Linked DNA regions of Homo sapiens: region 1 is linked to region 2. A link is a loop called in an ENCODE intact Hi-C map of the cell type or tissue named here. Cell type or tissue: GM12878. All regions are shown on one strand. Region 1 has its middle 98 kb from the start of P2RY1. Region 2 has its middle 210 kb from the start of MBNL1-AS1.

Region 1 (2,500 bases), 260 kb after region 2:
ATTTGACAAGGACAATAAAAGGTCATTAGTTTCTTTTTTTCATTTAAGGTAATTTTTACTCTTTTCCCCACAACTATCTATGTTTTTGAAGTTTTTTTTAAAGAAGTAGTATATAAATATACTTTCTTTGTGAAAAAAAAAAGCAATACATAAGCATGTAAAATAACAAGAAATTTCCTTTCACCAGACTCTCCAAATTCCATGCCCCTCATCAAAGGTAACTATTTTTATTAAATTGACGTGAATTTTACCCAAACCTTTGTCTATACATTTAACACATAGATGTGTATATGTGCTATGGATGTGTAAATATTTAGTTATATAGTCTGAATTTTATACAATGTGGTACATATTTTCTGTTGCAATGTTCTATGTCCTGATTCTTTCACTAGAAAATGTATCTTTAAGATTTTTTCATCATATAAACAGTGCTACAATAAATATTTTGTACATGAATTTTCATGCACATTGGGAAAGTGTTTTTTTCTGCAAAATACCCTACAAGTGGGAATGCTAAATTGAGAGTGATGCACATTGTAAATACTGACAGAATAGGAAAAAATTTAAAATAACTTACATGCCTCAAATTTTATCTTGATATATATTCTAAAAAGTCTATCAATTTGTAATGAAAATATCTAGTTAAATGAACATTTAAGTAGTCAAATAACTATATATGGAGCATGATTGAGACTCCAGTTAAATAAAAGTACAAAGAGATTCATTATTGGTAAATTGGTTTTAAATGCTATCTATTTATCAACTTGTTTCCTTAAAGGGCTTAATGCCTGTATGAATTTCTAAAATGCCATATAATGCAGGTTTAATGGAAAAGAAAATAGAGGATACAAATAAAATAAACATTATTAACAGATTAAAATTGATCATAAGATAATATTTACCTTGAATAAACATGGGTATATACATGCCAAGAACCATGTTAAGTGCTCGGAACACAGAGTTAGATTGCCATTTAGAAACTTAATATTTAAAGGAGTATACAAAGATATCTTAGCTAAACTATGAATCTCTAGATTGGATTTTCCAGGGTAGAGCCTGAGATAGGGATTCAAGAGTTGTTCTGAGGCATGCTGTTTAGGACTAGCCTCTAAGGAAGGGTGTGAGGCAAGACAGAGAAGGGGAAAGAGCAGTACAAGGATGTGGTCTCAAGTAAAACCCAGCCATGTCCTTATGTGCAAGGTGAATTGTTCTGAAACCTAAACCACATGAGCATTTTTGGCCTCTGAGGCAAGGGGGTTGGCCTTTTGCATCCTTGTATGAGTCAGTCACTGGCTGTGTTACCCAAGGGAAGGACGTGGCTCTCATCAGCTAAGAGCAATTTTCCAATGAAGGGCCAATTGTGGAGCCCTTACAAACCGACACTTGCAACAGTTTTGTAATTTCTAGAAAGAAATTAGCAAAAACTATAAATAATTGGATATATTTAAACATTTGAGTCTTGCCACAACTTATGCAAATTTCTGGACCTTTATTAGTGCTTTCTTGACTCTTCTTAATATACTCTCAAAACATTTGTTATTTTTCTTCTTCCAACATTATTTTATATTATTTGTCAGACTGCTAATTAATTGGCTAGTTCACTAATCTATTTTTTACTGGGATCTTGTTGTGATGGGCAAGAAATATCTATTAACCTCCTTGTCTTTCTTAATCTGTATAGCTTCAGCCAGACCTAGAAGTTTATCTGCTGAAGCTGTATACACCCCATCAGTAGCCCATCCTGCAGTTGGCTAACTCTGATTCCAAATTCCTTTCCGGTGGCGTCCATCTGCTGTGCAAAATGTTGTGAAAAGGCTTCCTATTGACTGTGATTCTCCAATGTGCAGAGCAGAGGGAATGACTTTCCTCTTGATAGACTTGGGTGTGTGAAGAACTATCCCTCTTATAACCGCAATGAAATTTGAGTACTGGAGCGAAATTTGGTAATTTCATCAGTTCATGGTGTTTTTTTTTTTTTTTTAATGTAGTAATTTTCTGTTTTTAAAAGACTACTACTTCACAAAAGCCTAACAAGAAGATATAACACTAAGAGAAAACTTTGCTTATGGTTATCAATAAACTTTAGTTAATTAACAGTATAATAATTTTTGTATATAAATTGTATTAAAAGATATATACATTTTCCTCATTCCGCTCTTAGGCTACCTATTATATATGTGATGTTGAATAGTTGCTTGTTTCTGCATGCTCATTATATTTTTTAATATCACGAATCTTTTAAAGAGAAATAATAATACCAAATCCTGTGAGCAATGCCATTTTTACAAATACTTCTCAATTAGCTTACATGTATTAATTTAAAGACCAATTTTGTTAGTTCTGAAAAACCATTTGAAATTTAAACAAGGCAGTTGAATCACACTTCGTGTTGTTGCTTTTTTTTTCCTGGTAGGTGGTAAACAAATGGAGCTATTTTAGGATCACAACCATTTAAAATGTAAGATTGAAACATAAGCCAAGATTCAGCTATGACTTTGTT
Region 2 (2,500 bases):
CTGGGATTACAGGTGCCTGCCACCATGCCCAGCTAATTTTTTTTTTAGTAGAGACGGGGTTTCAAGATCTTGGCCAGGCTGGTCTTGAACTCCTGACCTTGTGATCCACCCGCCTCAGCCTCCCAAAGTGCTGAGATTTACAGGCATGAGCCATCACACCAGACCGATTTCATTCTTTTATGGCTGTGTAGTACTCCATTCTGTATATGTACCACATTTTCTTTCTGAAATTGTTTACTCTGTATATGTGTGTTTATACACACACATATATAAACACACTCACACATGTATATGTACAGAATACACACATATATATTGCTGCACAGAAGCTCTTTAGTTTAATTAGGCCCTACTTGCCAATTTTTGTTTTTGTTGCAATTGCTTTTGAGGACATTGTCATAAATTCTTTCCCAAGGTCGATGTACGGAATCTGTTTCCTAGGTTTTCTTTTAGAATTCCTATAGTTTGAGGTTTTACATATCTTTAATCCATCCTGAGTTAATTTTTTATGTGGTGAAAGGTAGGGGTCCAGTTTCATTCTTTTGCATATGCCTATCCAACTATCCCAGCACCATTTATTGAATAGGGAGTCCTTTCCCCATTGCTTGTTTTTGTCAAAGATTAGATGGGATGGCTGTAGGTGTGTGGCTTTATTTCTGGGTTCTCTCTTCTGTTTTATCGCTCTGTCTGTTTTTGGACAAGTACTATGCTGTTTTGGTTACAGTAGCTTTATAGTATAGTTTTTACTTGAGTAATGTGATGTCTCCAATATTGTTCTTTTTGCTTAGGATTGCTTTGGCTATTCAGGCTCCTTTTTGGTTCCACATGAATTTTAGTGTAGGGTTTTTTTCCCAATTCTGTGAAAAATGATGTTGGTGGTTTGATAGAAATAGCATTGAATCTGTAGATTGCTTTGGTCAGTTTGGCCATTTTAATGATATTGATTCTTCTTGTCCATGAGCATGGAATGTTTTTCCATTTGTTTGTGTCATCTGTGATTTCTTTTTTTGCAGTGTTTTGCAGTTCTCATTGTAGAGATCTTTCACTTCCTCAGTTAGATGTATTCTTAGATATTTTGTGTGTGTGTGTAACTATTTTAAGTGGCATTGCATTCTTGATTTGACTCTCAGCTTGGACATTATTAGTGTGTAGAAATGCTACTGACTTTTGTACATTGATTTTGTATCCTGAAACCTTGCTAAAATCGTTTATCAGTTATAATAGCCTTTTGGCAGAGCCCCTAGAGTTTTCTAAGTTTAGAATCATATCATCAGTGAAGAGAGAGGGTTTGACTTCCCCTTTTCCTACTTGGATGCCTTTTGTATCTCTTGTTCAATTTCTCTGGCTAGGATTTCCAGTATTATGTTCAATAGGAGGAATGAGAATGGGCATCCTTATCTTGTTTTGGTTCTCAAGGGGAATACCTCCAGCTTTTGCCCATTCAGTATGATGTTGGCTGTGGGTCTGTGATAGATGGCTTTTATTATTCTAAGGTACGTTCATTCAGTGCTGAGTTTTTAACATGAAGGCATGCTGAATTTTATTAAAAGCCTTTTCTGCACCTATTTAGATATTCATGTGGTTTTTTAGTTCTATTTATGTGGTGAATAACATTTATTGCTTTGCCTATGTTGAATCAACCTTGAATCCCAGGAATGAATTCACTTGATCATAGTGAATTAACTCTTTGGTGTGCTGCTGAATTCAATTTGCTAGTATTTTCCTGAGGATTTTTGTGTCTATATTCATCAGGGATATTGGCCTGTAGTTTTCTTTTTTCACTGTGTCTTTTCCAGGTTTTGGTTTCAGGGTAATGCTGGCTTCATAGAATGAGCTAGGGAAGAGTCCCTCCTCCTCAATGTTTTGGAATAGTTTTCGTAGAATTAGTATCAGATTTTCTTTGTATGTCTGGTAGAATTCCACTGTGACTCCATCTGGTCTAGGGATTTTTGTTGGTGGTTGTGGTGGTAGGTTTTTATTTTTTTAATTACTGTCAATTTTGGAACTTGATATTGCTCTGTTCAGTGTTCCAATTTCTTCCTGATTTAATCTTGGGAGATTGTGTGTTTCCAAGAGTTTATCCATTTCCTCTAGATTTTCTAGTTTGTGTGCATAGAGGTGTTCATAATAGTCTATCAGGATCTCTTTTCTTCTTCCTAATCCTCTCACACTGATCTGAGGATCTTTTGTATTTCTGTGGGGTCAGTTGTAATGTCACTTTTGCCATTTTTGATTGTGCCTATTTGGATATGCTCTCTTTTTTGCTTTGTTAACCTAGCTCTATTGATCTTGTTTATCCTTCCAAAGAACCAACTTTTAGTTTCCTTGATTCTTTGTATTTGATTCTTTGTATTTGTATTATTTGATTTTGGGGTCTCAATTTCATCAGTTCCACTCTGATTTTAGTTATTTCTTTTTTTCTGCTAGCTTTGGGGTTAGTTTGTTCTTGTTTTTCTGATTCCTCTAGGTATGATGTTAGATCATTAATTTGAGATCTTTC

What was found. A loop is a pair of places that touch in the nucleus more often than their neighbours do. Peaks named below come from ENCODE experiments on the same cell type or tissue, not always from the same donor. Only the 100,000 strongest peaks of a DNase experiment are listed, where the experiment ranks them.
Region 1: it touches region 2 in a loop (4-fold over the local background); 1 of 110 quality-filtered maps calls a loop at or near these places.

The regions. Positions count from the first base shown.
Region 1 is chr3:152,735,963-152,738,462 of GRCh38, forward strand. No RefSeq gene overlaps it. Among named protein-coding and RNA genes, the nearest start is that of P2RY1, 98 kb to the right of the region's middle. RefSeq lists an enhancer at 1,044-1,093. In GM12878, no CTCF peak of the experiment used is centred here; a DNase peak (open chromatin) is centred at 1,249; H3K27ac peaks cover 706 bases.
Region 2 is chr3:152,479,306-152,481,805 of GRCh38, forward strand. No RefSeq gene overlaps it. Among named protein-coding and RNA genes, the nearest start is that of MBNL1-AS1, 210 kb to the left of the region's middle. In GM12878, no CTCF peak of the experiment used is centred here; a DNase peak (open chromatin) is centred at 1,166; H3K4me3 peaks cover 998 bases; H3K27ac peaks cover 2,366 bases.